Regions from separate parts of the Homo sapiens genome. Here region 2 is linked to region 1. Evidence: chromatin loops called from intact Hi-C (ENCODE). Cell type or tissue: ascending aorta. All regions are shown on one strand.

The links. Hi-C counts contacts between places; a loop is a spot of excess contacts. Peaks named below come from ENCODE experiments on the same cell type or tissue, not always from the same donor. Only the 100,000 strongest peaks of a DNase experiment are listed, where the experiment ranks them.
Region 2: a loop joins it to region 1, with 4 times the contacts of the local background. A loop is called at or near these places in 32 of 110 quality-filtered maps.

What each region holds. Positions count from the first base shown.
Region 1 is chr1:59,973,659-59,981,658 of GRCh38, forward strand. It overlaps the pseudogene RN7SL475P. Among named protein-coding and RNA genes, the nearest start is that of CYP2J2, 51 kb to the left of the region's middle. In ascending aorta, a CTCF peak has its summit at 3,337 (motif pointing right); a DNase peak (open chromatin) is centred at 3,333; H3K4me3 peaks cover 286 bases.
Region 2 is chr1:60,127,884-60,135,883 of GRCh38, forward strand. All of the region lies in intron 1 of LINC02778 (long intergenic non-protein coding RNA 2778), which reads left to right. Among named protein-coding and RNA genes, the nearest start is that of LINC02778, 17 kb to the left of the region's middle. In ascending aorta, no CTCF peak of the experiment used is centred here; DNase peaks (open chromatin) are centred at 3,048 and 5,318; H3K4me3 peaks cover 621 bases; H3K27ac peaks cover 2,743 bases.

The DNA of each region.
Region 1 (8,000 bases):
CCCCTGACTTTGCAAGATGCAGCCACTTCCTGGTTATGTGTAACTTTGTCCAAGTTAAATGACCCCTCTCAGCTTCAGTTCTTCCTTTAGTGAAATGGGGATAATCACACCTCCTCCATGGGGTGACTATGTGGATTAACTGAGCTACTGAAGAAAAAACATGTAGCTCAGTGCATGGAACACAGTAAGAACCTATTAAATAGTTGCTATGATTAAGTCACTATTTATATATTTGCCCAGTGTTGCCCATGAGATGTCCCTCCTTGGGTTGGATGCCATAATACCTCTATATCCAGCAGCATGACCCAAGTGCCTGGCTCCTATTGTATCCAACTGAGCAGGTGGAGGAAACTTACTTCACCCTGTTGTGCTCATTTCCTTGTCTGTAAATTGGGGATACTAGATAACTGGGAGCATTAAGTATTGAAGTACCTTTTAAATGATAACGCTCCAAAACAAGTTGAGCTGACTTAAAAGGACTAGTTTAAGAGGAAACACACAGAGAAGAAGTATATCCAATTTCCACTTCACTTTAAAGATTCTGGAGCTGAGGCTAGTTGGCCAGTGATTATTGCCTCGGAAACAAAAGTGAATTTGTATACACCTTACCCAAGAGTTCCAAACCAAGAAAAGAAAGGGGCAGAGAAGGGAGAAAAGTGTGTGTGCATGTGTGTGTGTGAGTGTCTCTCTCTCTCTCTCTCTCTGTATGTAATTTTGGGGTGGGAAGGGAAAAAAAGACATTTTGACTTTGACATTATTTTCCAAGAGTCACAACTAAGAGTAAATAAACCATCAGTTTTGTCATTGTGACCAAGATATCAAGTTACTAAAGAGGAGTGAAAAAATGGACATCGGATGGTTTAATGTAAGGTATTGACAAGAGTGAACATTTGTGAAGGTCACAGAGCTGAAACCCACCTGGTTGGAGATGGTTAGATTGAGGAGTCCCTATCATTTTAGTTATACTTACGTATTTGTAGCCTTTCCTTGTGTCTTGATGAAAATCCCCAAATTTTTGAAAACTCTGTTTAAAAAGAAATAACTATGGCTTGTATTTCTCAAATTATGAAGTACATTTCTTTTCTTTTTTGTTTTTTGAGAGATTGGATTTCACTATGTTGCCAGGCTGCAGTGCAGTGGCTATCCACAGGCACAATCCCACTACTGATCAGCACTGGGGTTTTGGCCTGCTTTGTTTCCAAACTGCACCAGTTCACCCCTCCTTAGGCAATCTAGTAATCCCTGGTTTCTAGAAGGTCATCACATTGATGCTGAACTTAGTGGGGGCACCCTATGAGCATAGCTTACTGCAGCCTGAAACTCCCGGACTCAAGCAATCCTTCAGTCTCATCCTCCAGAATAGCTGGTACTACAGGCATGTGCCACAATGCCTGGCTAATTTTTTTTTGTTGTTGTTTTAGAAATGGGGATCTTGCAATGTGATCCAGGCTGGTCTCCAACTCCTGGCCTTAAGTGATCCTCCCATCTCAGCCTCCCGAGTAGCTGGGACTACAGGCACATGCCACCATATGTAAAAGTGAATTCCTTATATCACATTTTCAGCAGTTATAATTTGCACCTCTTTTGGGAATTTGCAGGGAAAAAATAACCCCTACCACCAACCTCACGCTCCCTTGATGCTCATGTCTGTGAACCTCAGATATTTTCTAGCTGGTGTGGGCTGGAGCCAGCTGCTTCCCACTCCCTCCCTTCAGTTACAGCTATGTGGAGCTGTGAATGAAGCCTCTTGGCGACTGCTCCTTCATACTTAAGGACTTCCCTGCACCCAGCATGGGCAGCAGCTTCACACGGCTCTGTGGTGTGGAGAGCTGCATTCTACATACAGATTTGTCAGTAATTTGTGACACTGGGACATCTCATCTCACTTCTGGTCCTTGGGCTTCTCATCTGGAGAGTGTCAGAGTTGGACTCCATTGTTTCCTGTCTATTCATGTAATTTTTCGTCTTTAGTCTGCTGATATGGTGAATTACATTGATTGGCTTTAGGATGTTGAATCAACCTTGCATTTCCAGGAGAGGCCCCACTTGGTATTATGTATCTTACGAATTGTTGGATTTGATTTGCTGGTATTGTGTGAAGGATTTGGGGTCTATATTCACGAGGGCTGTTGGTGTGTAGATTTCTTCACATTGTCTTTGGTTTTGGTATCTGGATAAAACATGATTTGGGCTGTGCTCCTTCTTCCTCTTCTATATTCTGGAAGGGTTTGTGTGGAATTGATGTTATTTCTTCCTTAAATATTGGTAGAATTTGCCAGTACATTGCATCCCTTTGAAGGTTTTTCACGTTCTAGGCAGCCCTGGATGACCCAGAGTCCTTCTTGATGACTGCGGGTCTTTATTGGGTAAGGGTTGGAGGGGTGTCCCACCTCAGACCCTTTAGAAGCTCCCTGTGAATAGGGGAATAGAGGATCCCTTTTTCTCCGAACCACACATGAAACACTCCTCCTCTCTGATTATTTCTAGTGTTATCTCTCCAATCTGCAGGTCACCGTTTTCCCAGTGTGACTTTGAGTCCCTAGGAGACATTGAGGTATGGTGAACTTTGGAGTCAGCAAGAGCCAAACCAAAATCCTTGGCCCTAGCATCTATCAGTTGTTTGGCTTTGGGCCACATTCTTGAACCTTTAAGAGCCTCAGTTCCTGCATTATTACTGGGCATGATGAATTTTAGCTCACAAGGCTGTCGTAAAGATGAAATGAGATAATACTCGTAAAACGTCTGGTGTGGTAGGTTTTGAATGAATGCTGGCCTTCTTTCTGAGGAAATAGAGACAGTCCACTTTACTCAAGCTGTCGCGCTCATCTCAGTCAAAAGCCTGTTCGCCCACTTCTGAATCTGGGATAGAGTTTTCTGGAGGGAGTCACATATGCAAAGACAGAATTTATTTATTTATTTATTTTTGCCATCTGTTCAAGAAGACGAATGAGTTTACCTTGAAAACAGCCACATTACAAAGTGATTGGTGGATGGGAATAATTTGTTATAACGCTCCAATTCCGCAGCTTCTTTGCAGGTGGAGAGGATGCCCTCCTCAGTTCCTGGGGCTCCAGAGCGTCGCTTCCTACTGGGAACTGGAGAACAGGCAGCTCTTCCCATTCTAACTAGAGCCTAGAAAGATGGTTCCTTTTGATTGCAAAAAAAAAAGTCATGAGTCAGCTGCTTAGGAAAATGCTTCGCTGATGATATTAGTACATAGAAGCAATTTCATCTGTCTGGGAAGCGCATTTTCAGGAGGCAAGATTGGCAGAGCAGAAAGGACGGGAGTAACGAAGCCGGCACAGGGGCTGAACGTGCTGTTTCAGTTCTGGGCAGCAGAGGGCGATGTTGCCTCCTAATACTAAAATAGGATTTGGCAGGAAGGTGAGCGTGGCAGAATTTGGGAGAAGAAACTTGCCTTCTTACTAGCCATTGTAGAGTTCCACAATTTACTTTAAAAATGCCTTGGTTGGCTTTTTGGCTTTAGTAGGAAGAACAAGGACAAAGGATGGTTAGTTACAATAACAGCTAATACTCTGCATGAAACTTCGTACGAGCCTGGCATTGTTCTATATGCATTTTAGGTATACTAACTCACTAAATTCTCACAATATTAGCACGAAGCAGGTAATGATATTACTGTGACCAGTTTAGATATGAGGAAATAGGCACAGCATGGTTAAGTGACTTCCCCAGGGTCACAGAGCTAGTAATTGGCAGAGCCAGGATTTGAACTCAGGCTGCGTGGTTCCAAAGTCTGTACTTTTAAGCATTAGTAACAACTTGCATTGCACTTTTAGTCCCATTTGATATTTCAAACAGTTTTATGAGGTAAGTACATTCATGACCCTTTTTTTTTTAAAGGACAGAGAGATACAGAGATAGAAATATATATATATAATAGACCAATAGATGAATAGATAGGTAGAGATAGAATGAACTTTGCTAACTTTGCACCTGAAGTGTTCTAAAGACATTTCAGTGCCAACGTTCTAGGACTCTATGCCTTATATTACTGGCCAATAACACAGAGAAAGTGTCAGAGAGAGGGTACACATTTCCAAGCCTTCTGACATCAAGTCTAGTGCTTTTTACTACTATACTATTTTATGGACACCTCCCTCCACTGTTCCTGATTCTGTGGGGTGAGGGGTCAAGAGATGTGGAGGCTTGGTCTCTGCACTACAGACGCCCTGGGCTATCCTACCTTCCCCCTTCTTTAGCCTCAGCCACAGGATCCAGAAACACGGGATGCAATTGTAGCTCTCTCACTTGGTAGCCGGATGGCCTTGACCTTGGGCCTCTCTAATCCATCTGGGGAAGTGTGCTTTTAGGAGGGATGATTGAAAGAAGGTAAGTTCTCATTCTTCTAAAGTTTATTTTCAGTAAAACAGATTGGGGTCATATAACATCAAAGGTCTCTTTTAGGGCTAATACTCTATGAAAGTACAAGTTTGGTATGCCTGAAAATCTGTTATTAAATCTTGATCTGATTTCCAGGGACCTCACTCAACCCAAAGGAATGACTCATATTCTCAACCTCAGCACTATTGACATTTTGGATTGGGTAATTCCGTGTTGTGAGGGGCTGTCCTGGATATTGCAGGATGTTTTGAATCATCCCTGGCCTCTACTCACTAAGTGTCAGTGGCACAACCTCCTTGATGTGTGACAAACAGCTGGGATATACCTGAATTATGGGAATCCACAAACTGTGGTAGACCAGGAGGACAGATGCTTTGGGTGAATGATGATGGTGGTGATGATAATAATAAGTAAAATTTTTCCCCACTGGCTAATACGTCCTAGGCCCTATTCTAAGGGTCCAAATGTATTCTCATTTCATCTTCATAACTACTCTACCAATTTGGCATTGTTAACTGCATTCTAAAGAAGAAATTGAGATTTAGCAAGATGATCAAGGTCATACAAAGTTCATAAGAAATGATCTGAGACTCTATTCCCAGGCATTCTCTCATCAATGCTCACACGCTGCTTTCTTCAAGGTGGTCTATACAGCAAGACTCAACATGGAGATCACAGGCTGGCATTGGTCCATGGACTATTTGCTTAGTCTGTGATGAAGTAAATCAATTACATCACTAAGTACACCATTAAGTTCCGCTACTATTTTTCTGTTGCCAGACTTTCTCAATGAAGGAAGCATTGCCTAGATTTACACTCTGACACAAGCTCCTTATTTTCTTGCAGGCAGGGACAGAAATAAAAGTGTTACCTAATATTTGCATGAAATGTTATCATTGACAAACTGTACTACTCTCTGTAGTCCTACATGCTTCCTATAGGTGTGCCTTTCTAGACCTTGTGAGGTACAGAAGAGGCAACATAATGTGAACTATCTCTTTCCAGTTGTGGAAACCAAAGCCCAGACAGTTAAGTGGTTTGTCCTTGCTGTTAAGACAATAAGCTGAGGATCCTAGAATATGAGTTCGAGTTTCCCAATTCATAGTCCACTGCTTTTTCTAAGATGAGACTCTATCTATATTCTGATTATCAGGAAGTGACTCTCTTCCTTTGTCTAGCTCCAACATCACATAAAGATCTGAAATAAATTGCTCTTATTTCGTGGGATCATCTATTATATTACATGGTTACCAAAAAAAACATAATCACAATTCTATGGCCAATATACTTTCCATTCTTAAAGCACGAGGCTCTTTTGAATCTCTTGTGTTGTGGACTGAGCCTGGGTTTTGCAATCAGCCCTAGCTCCCTTATTTGCAAATTATGAGACCTTAGGCAGATTTTTAAGCCCCTCTCATCCTTACTTCTTTCATGTGTCAGATAGACATAATCACATATACCTGTTGTGTTGTTGCAGTTATGAAATGATGTATGCATGGTGTATATGGTGCCTAGAAGAATGTCAAACTCATCGTGGGAGCTAAGACAACACAACACTTCTCTTCTTTCTTCTGTCATGTACTTTTCGATTGTTTTCCAGATCCTTAAAACTGTCTCATAACACAGTAACTGATAACAGTGGAAACTAATCTTTATCACTAACGCGCAATCCATCTGGGAGAAAGCCATTTCTTCTTAAATCAGGACCAATCAACAGGGCCTCATGACCCAGCTCTGTCCTGCCATGAGCTTGTAGGAACAGATGGAAAATGGGCTGGGCAGATGGAAAAACTCCCATTTTCCAACAGGAATTATTTATTTGTGAAGTTGGAACCACTTGGAATGAATATTTTGAATTAGGGGGATGAAATATTGTAAGATTCACAACAGGGCCATGAAATTAACTAATGCGCTGCGAATACCAGCGTCACTGTGAGTCAGGGAGTAGGAATAATAATAGGGCTTTTGAAAAATGGTCCAAATGCATAAATTATTTACTGGTGTGTGTTAATGACTCCCTTGAAGCTGTTCTCCTGATGGCATTATCCCACATGCCCTTCCTAAGAAAGGCACATCTCTCTGAAAGTTCCTTTGTCTTTATGATCAGATTATTACAGAACATGAATATTATAAAGTACACAGCTACCATTATGAGACCTGTTCAGTGTCAGACATTGTGTGTAAGGCTTTCTATATGTTGTATCCAACCCTTATAATGCTCCTGCAGAAGAGCTCCTGCAAGGGCCTATACTTTACAGATGAAGAGACTGAAATTCAATATGATTAAATGTTTTATCCAATTTACACAAGTGGTATGTAGTAGGTTTTCCTGCTTTCACTTTTGAGTCTCTGACCTATCTCCTCAAATGGCCCCCAAGTAATCAAAACATTCATCTGACTACATCACACTCCTTTGCCCCCTGTTTTGAGTCTTAGAAGAGCATCAAGGGTCTTTAAGATCTGCTCCTATTTTCTCTGGTTTTGCCTCCTTCACTTTCACCTGGCATCTCATGTGTGTAGGTAACCATAGTTTACAATTGTCAGAACAGAGAGCAAACTCATGTCTCAGAGTCACTCTTATCTTGCTCGTTCTACCTAGAAAATTCATCCCTGCCACGCAAATACCCCGCCCGATCCCCACTCTGGCCAATTGCTTTTTCTTTCTCAGGACTCTGCTTAGTCCTAAATACTCCAGGAAGCCTTCCCTGACAACAGCTGCCTTTCTCTTACTGTGCTGAGCCATGTGCCTCTCTGCTGTGGCTAAGCACTCCTGGTTTTCCTCACACACAACACTTGCACACCATCGTACTCAACAGCGTTAGTGTCTGCCTTCTCTCATAGATTGTGATGTTGCCTTACTCATCCACGTGTGCCCAGTACCCAGCACAGCACCAAGCAGAGTGACGGGTTTGTGTGTGTTGAACTGACAAATGGATGGATGGATAAGAATGACAAATGCTTTGTTCTAAAGTGTCCGTGTGGTATGTCTGCAGTATCTGTGATGGCCTCGTGTCAACGAACAGCTAAGCTATCTATATAGGAATAAGTAACAATGCCTCATCAGGATCCCAGAGACAGCTGAGGGAATTCAAGGTGTTGGCTGATTGGCATTCTCAGGATGAGAGAGATTGAGGCATTAGAAAGGTAGATGAAAATGGACATGTATTTTCTGATCCCCTAAGTACTAGGGAGAAAAGCTACCAGCAGACCAATTCCAGGTAAGCGTCAGTATTGGAAGGAAGTCTAGTGGTGTTTGGATAGGAACATTAGCAAGGAAGTCTGGACATATCTTTGGAAATCCACTCAAACTATTCACTGAGGCCTAACACACAGTAGGTGCTCAGTAAATGCTTGTTGAATAAAAAAGACAGAAATAGGCAGGGCTGAGCTCCTCTTTTCCTTCCTGAGACGGAGAGGCCCACAGTAACTAGAAGCTCCAGAATGAAGCTACACCCAGGCCATTACATGTTCCTCCAGGTGGCCCAGGGTGGGGGTCATCACAGGCCTTGGGGCTGGGAAGATCTGTGATTAAGCCATGGCTATACCACTCTTTTGCCAAGCCTCACCTCTTCATTCATAAAGTAGAAAGAATTCCCACCTCTCAGGGCTGTCACGAGTATTAGATTAGACCACAG
Region 2 (8,000 bases), 150 kb after region 1:
CAAGGATGAGGGGAAACTAGAATGGATAGTGGAGATAGCAGTGGAGAAATATCAGCTGTGCCCTCTAGACAAACTATACTGTAGTGGTATTGTAGCTTGTTCTACAAACTCCCTTGCTTTAGTCTTCCAGGAGATCACAACTGGCCACCACATTGAGTGTGCATTGTTGGACTTCCACCTCTCCTCCAAGAGAAAGAGTGAGAACACCTTTATTTTAAAATATGGAATTATTATGTATACCTGGAGCTTCATATTAATAAGAAAGGACAAATAGGTCTGAGTAGTGCAAGAGGTTGGTGGTACCCACACTGAACCCTCCTTTGGAGCTCATCATTTCTCCGGATTTATCAGTCCCTGTTTGAACTTTGTCAGTTCATCCCTGTGGTTTTGTTCCTTTCACTAGATCTTTGTGAATCCATCTCAGATGCACTTCACAAGCTCACACTGTGGCTGCAAGGAGAGACAGAAGTTAAATCTCTGGTTAGCGCACCCTAATAATCAGTACCTAAATATAACCCCTTAACTCATAACTATGTAACCTTGGTATTTTTCTCTTGGTTATAAAACAAATCTTTTTTTTCTTTATCAATTTTTATTTTAAGTTCAGGGGTACGTGTGCAGGTTTGTAACCTGGGTATATTGTGTGATGCTGAGGTTTGAGATATGTATGATCCCATCACCCGGATACTGAACATAGTACCCAACAGTTAGTTTTTCAACCCTTCTACCCCTCCCTCCCTTCCCTCTCTAGTAGTCCTTAATGTCTATTGTTGCCATCTTTATGTCCATGAGTACCAGATGTTTAGCTCCCACTGATAAATAAGAATGTGTGGTATTTGGTTTTCTGTTCCTGTGTTAATTCGCTTAGGAGTTACTTTGGTCTTAAAGGATATTTAGAAATAAAACAGCACAACAGGAAAAATGACACAGAATACACTGATTTGACTAGTGGTGGGTTACTAAATATTTTGTTAATCTATTATTATGTACCAGGCATTGAGTTATATAAAAATATACAATTAGGCAGAGTTTCCACACCCAGGAAGGTAACAATAGATTTGCAGAGGTGATAAGAAAAATGATGGCAATACAGGATAAGCTGAAAAGATTCACAGTCTCTTAAACAGCTGAGAACAAGATGCTTTGGAAGTTTTCAGGGTCTCAGAAAAGGATACGGAGGAGAGCTATTTAGAAAACTGGCAGCTGTAAATTTCCATTTAATTGTTGGATATATGACAGATGACAAGAAATCCTGAGGTAGACAGAAAGTTCCTACTGGCTAAAGTATTCCACCAGGATGTGCCCTTCCACTTTGGAGTGTTATGGGATCCTTCTGTTCTTTCAAGTTAGAATGACCACTTTCCGTATGCTCCTGCAGGGACGCTTATTAAAATCTGAGGCCGATGTGTTGCCTCAAGTTGTGTGCAGTGGTGAGCAGGGGACAGCATAGGCCAGCAGCTCTGTAGATAGCAGTGCCCTTTGATTCAGTTGAAGAGACCTCTTTATCCTCAGTTTTGAATCACAATTAGCACCAGTTGTTGGTAGCCATTTCATTTTAAGTTTCATTTTGTGGGCACCAACGTGGAGCTTTCATTCTGGCAGTCTGAAGTTTATATGACACTCAACAAGTCTACAAAAATTATAGGAGGGAGTGTGGTGAGGAACGTATCTTTTAACTTTTACTTCTCTTCCACCACTTTCTCATCATCATATGTATTAGATAATATTTGTTACTGGCATCAGTCCTTGTCTAGCCCAGCCAACCCGTGGAGAGAATGAAGGCACCTCATGAAACTGGAAAAGACAGAAACAATAAAAGATAGAAATCTACTCTTGGCTGTTTTAGGAACTTTGTGGATTGTAGGAAAGCTACTAGGATATTGATGCCTGCTTTGAGGCCACGTGGCTGCCAGTGAAATACCAGGCTTCAGTTTCAGGTTTAGAACATCTGTGAAAGGCACAATTCTAAGAATGATTTCCAATGAGCTGCTTCCTCGTCTACCCTTCCCACTGAGTGTTGATGGAACCTGTGGATATGATGACATATCACTCCTGTAATTATGATGTATTTTATGACAAAAGGGAGATTACGTGGGTGACTCCAATATAATCACATGAACCCTTTAAAAGCAAATATTTTTTTTTCTGGCTGCTATTAGAAGGAGAAGTTAGAAGATTAGAAAAGTATGAGAAAGATTCGATGCATTGTTACCAGCTTAAAGCTAGAGGGGGCCACGTGGCAAAGAATGTGAGTAATTTCTAGAAGCTGAGCAACCACAGCTGACAGCCAGCAAGGAAACAGGACTCAATCCTACAACCATGAGGAACTGACTTCTGCTAATAATGGGAATTAGTTTGGAAGAAGTCCCTGAGCCCTAGACGAGAACACAGCCAGCTGACACCTTAATTTCAGCCTAAGCAGGGAACCCTCAATACCAGACTTCAGCCCTACAAAGCTGAGAGATTAAAAAATGGGTACTGTGTTAAGCTGCTAAATTTGAGGTTTGTTTGTTTGTTTTCAGCAACAGAAAATGAATGAAATATCCAAGGGCGGAAATAGTTTTAACTGCACATTTACAGTCCAACATGAGTTCATTCCGAACATCATTTCTTACTTGCTAGGTAACTTTGGGATTAACTTCTCTAAATATTTATTTCATCGTCTATAAAAGGGATAAAATAATACCTGCCTGACTTCTAAGATTGTTGCCGCAGTTAAGTGATATACAGCTTATATGACACCTGACATAAAATAGATGTTATTTCCTATTCTCTAGTAAGACTGATCATGGCAAGTCACTCAGAAAAGATAGAAATAGTCCATAATAGATATTATGACTTGCAGGAATTAGAACCATAGACGTCTTTGGAAGGGGAGCAGGATGGAACTCAGGAGAGAAGCATCTGGGTACAAGTTAAGGAAGTACACCATGCTTCTGATGGTTTGGAACCAGAATAGATCCCAAGAGGTCCAGGATCACTGGTAAGACTTAGTGGCGAAAGCCATGAGTCATAGAGTCCCACACATTCTGCTCTAGATGTAATTGAGAAATCTACAGACTGGCAGGGTTGCCAACCTGCCTTTAGTGTTGATTAAAGGCTGAGAGATTTTGCCTGCTATGCTTTCCGAAGTGGAGTTTTGGTAGGCTTGATTCCAAAGGCATGAAGGGGATGCTTAGTGAATGAGAGATAATTCACATTTTCATATAGAACAGAGACAATTAAGGCTAATACGTATAATAACATTTCTCATGTATTTTGTTTCCTCTAACAGTTTGTTGGAGGAGGAATTGCAGTATACTTAAAAGAGAAAGGATTTTTACATTAGAAAAATCTGGCATTACCTATATCTTTGCAATTGGTTAATTGACCTTCAGTAAGCCCTTAGCTTCCTGTTGAACAAGAGTGTCTGTTTCTCAATGGGTAATAGGATGAAATGAGATAAACATAGGTAAGATGTCTAGAATCATGGTTTAGAATTGTTAAGTCCCAAGGCTACCATGCAATTCATATGTGCTTCAGTTTCCTTAGCTATAAAATGGACATAATAATAGTTCCTAGATCATTCTCTTTCTGTGAGAATAAAGTATATGAGGTACTTTGCATAGATCCTGGCCTGTTGTAACCAAGAATTAGAAGGGAACTATTATTTGCGGTAGTATGGGTGCCTAGCCTGCAGTACCTTTTAAATTGGTAGCTATTTTTCATTTGTTAAACTCTGTCTGGATTTCTGTATTTACTCAAGTAAATACTTAAAAAACAAGCCCAAAAGATGTTTGTATATTTCCTTTATGGACAGTTGGATGGGAAAAAAAAAACACTTGGTTCTAGTGCACACCTACACTGTAGGAAAATAAGTTAGTGGGAGAGGGCAGTGGTCTGAAATTTGGAATTACAAAATTCTTATAATCGTCAGAGATAAAACATTGCAGATCTGATTACTCCTCTGCAAAAACAAAACAAAACAAAACAAAACAAAACAAAAAACTTTCAAAGATTCACATTTCTACATTGCCCCTAAGAAAAAAGTCTTTTCAGTCATTTATTTATTCATTCATCTATGAAATATTAATTGAACCCTTAGTATGCACAGTAATTGTTCAAGGTACTGAATTACAACAGTGAACAAAGAAGATACAAAATTTCTGCCCTTCTAGACTACATTTTATTAAGGAGAGGCAGGAAATAGACAAGATAGTCAGATCAGGATAAGCGCAAAAGAGTAAAACAAGTTAAAAAGAAGGGCAAGAAATTTAAGGAAAGAGAATTATCTCCCATTTTAAATAGGATTGTTAATGCATGTCTCGTAAAGGAAGGGCCATGGAAGCAAAGGTTGGAAGGAGAAGAGGCAGTGAGCCAGATGAATACCTGGGGAAAGGACGTTCTATGAAGAGGGCATCTGGCTTAAAAGGCTCTGCGTGCTCTGGCTCTGGCTACACCAATCAGAACCATGCTCATTACAATACCAGGGACAGCCTTTAGCAATCCACCGAAGTCAGTATTTAAGCTATACCATACTTGATTCTCCAAGTTTAAATAGAGCCCAGCAAGCAATCTGGTCTGATAACATCTCAAAAGCCCATTTTGTTCGATATTACAATTAGTAGGTATTTATTAAATAGTTACTATTTGACAGGCAGTGTCATTAGTGCTGAGAACAACTCAGTGAATTAAATAGGTGAGGTCTTCTGTTCATAAAGAGCTGACATTCCAGTAGTAGGGACATATATTTAAACAAAATTATGGAAACTAGTTATGTTATGTATATTTTATCACAATACAAATATATTAAATACCTGACCTCAAAGGCAGACCTGTCTGTAACAACTTGAATTCTTCTGTTTACCTGAGTACTTTTTCCTTCTTCTCCTTCTCCTTCTTCTTCTTTTTCTTCTTTTTCTCTTCTTTATCTTCTTCTTTTTTTTCTTTTTTTGATACAGTGTCTCACTCTGTCTCCCAGGCTGGAGTGAAGTGGCGTGATCATAGCGAGCTCACTGCAGCCTCAAACTCCTTGGTGCGAGGGACCCTCCTGCCTCAGGTAATTTTTTGAAAAATTTTTTGGTAGAGACAGGATCTCTCTATGTTACCCAGGCTGGTCTTGAACTCCTGGCCTCAAGTGACCCTCCTGCCTCGGCTTCCCAATGTGTTGGGATTATAGGCCTGATGTCTTAAATGTCACGTCACACACTGAGGAGGCAGCAACAGTAGACTGCCCACTTTTTCTGCCCCTCCTGAAACCACTTCCTATTTCTCATGCCTTTGAAACTACAAAAATGGCATGGTTTCCTCCCTTCTCTCATTAAAAACATGTGTGCAGGACAAAACTGCACCACCCTGGCGCTGTACCATAAATAGTGAAAGCCAGAGGAAAATATGTCATTTAGTGGCTGCTTATGCTTCACGTCTCCTGCGGGCACCCAGAAGCCTCTCCCCAGCCTCGCTGGTTTTGTTTTTATTGAACTGATTTCTTTTATGGAATGTGTGCTTCTAATTCTTAATTTTAAGGTCAACATCTTTCCTGACTGGCACTGTAAATGTTTAACAAGTATGACTGAACCATTCTTGGTTTCCTACTTTTATTTTCCAGCATGTGTCAGAAAAGCAGGCCGGTAGATCAAACGCCCAGGTCGAATGCTTTGAAGTTAATGTCATAATAGATGTTATAGCACAAAGATCCAACACCTTCTTCCAAGAAGCTTGAACAGGAGCAGGCAAGAATATTAACCATTTAGAGACTGGACAGCAATGTCTCATTGATTCACATGTTCTAGAGCACCAGCTCCACCTGTTTATGCACCAGAACGGGGATGGGAAGAAACACAGCCTTTGGATGTTTGCAAATCCCGGTTTGTCCACTCTTCTAATCATTGGACAATGAGCAAAAAACTACATTTCACTGAACTACAATTTTCTGATCGTGAATATGGGGAGGGTTATTAAAAGAAGTAAAAAGTGTATATAAAACTCAACTAGCATAGCATAATAGCTCAATGAAATAATAAGCATGATAGCACAAAAAAGTTCAAGAAAAAAAAATTAATATAAGCCACAACAATAATCAGAAACTGCTCTTCAGAAAAGAAGGTGAAGCAGATGGCTGAAGTGGTGATTCAGCAATGTAGATCAGGCAAGGGATAGAGCTGGCCAAACACTTTAGAGCCTGCATCTTCCTTCTGTTAGCCACAAGGCTTGTTGCCAAAGCACTTAGAGAAAGTGGCCTCCCAAGTCAGGCTCCTTCTGGACTTATTTTCTGGTAAAGTTCTAGCTTTGGGATTTCATGTCACCTTTCTGCTAGCTGCCAATGGACTTCTCAGACTCAAGTAGGTGAATTCCCAAGGGCAGAAAATATTACAGACACACACTTGTTGCTTACTAGTATCGTAGAATTTTTAAATCTGGGAAATATTATGCAATCTTTTTGTTCAATTCTCTGATTTATAGTTTAGAGTGGAAAGAACTCCTTTTATTCCTGTGATAAAAATGCTGTATTTTAGTCATAAAAAATCTAACAAGAAAAAGCAGCATGATGAAGAAAATAAAAATCACTAAGAATTACATGAGAAAATAAGTGTTAATATTTTTGTAAAGATTATTTGAAATATTTAATGTCGTAACCATCACACTTTTTTTAAAAAAAAGGACTTATTGAATGGAATCAGAGAGCATCTTTATGTTTTAAAACTTTATTCACTGAGGGATATTCTTCTGTTCTCAAGAAACTTTAGATGAACTGTAACCCTTCTGATCAAAAGCACCGCAGATTTAAGATGAAAGTTAAGTCTCCCTCCTTGTCCTAGATTTAAGCATGTCTACTTGCAGTGGGAAAACCATGGGTCATGCTGAGAGTTCCTGTTCCTCTGTTGCTGGGGATTTCTTGATCAGGCCTCAGTCCCTAGGAATCAGGGTGTCTATTGTGACTTCTGAGTGCTGCAGACCTTTGCTCCTCTATGCAGTAGGAAGTCCTATTATGCAGAACCTAACACTATCTGTCCATGGACTTTCTCTCACATTCCATGGGAAATATATTCATTCATATTTTTTGCCTGAACAATTCTGGGAATGCAGGCCAATCCTGATGCAGCAGCAATGGTACATTCTCTAGATTTTTAAGGAAGAGCCGGACATACGTCTACTAAGTATTCCTAATTTTCAGAGACATATTCCAAGTTCTAGGAGCATATACATTAAAGGAAAACCCTTTCTCTTTACCAGAAGTGAGGGGACAATACCCCACTTCCTCCTTGGTGGTAAATGGGGTATAGAGATACTCATTGCACTGCTTGTTCATTTATTCAACACTGCATACCAAAGCAGCACAAAACCCAGAGGTTTGAGATCACAATTTATGATCTCATATGGCTCTGGAGCATTGATTGGGTTGAGGTGGTCATTTCTTATTTGAGGTGTCTTATGGGATCTTAGTCAAATAGTCATTGAAACTAGAGTCACCTGAAGCCTTCTTCAAACACTTAAAGTATCTGGAGTTGGGGGAGGATGGGCATTTTTCTCTCTCCACATTGCCTTTCCAACTGGCTTGCTTAGCCTTCTGCATTACATAATGGTCTCAGGGTAGTTGGACTTTCTTACATGGCAGCTGGCTTCCCCCAGAGGGAGTGTTTCAAGATAAGTATGTGTTTTGTTAAAACAGGTGTTTTTTGTTGTTGTTTTGTTTTGTTTTTCTTATGGCTCAGTACCAGCCTATGGTCAATTAAAAAAAATTCCAGGTGCACTAGAGAAGACTGTATCATTTGCAGTTGTTGGATGTTAATATGGTTTGGCTGTGTCCCCACCCAAATCTCATGTCAAATTGTGATTCCCAATATTGGGGGAGGGACCTGGTGGGAGGTGATTGGATCATGAGGGTGGATTTCCTCCATGCTGTTCTCATGATAGTGAGTGAGTTCTCATGAAATCTGGTTGTTTAAAAGCCTGTAACACTTCCCCCTTCACTCTCTATGTCCTGCTCTGCCATCGTAAGACGTGCTTGCTTCCCTTTCACC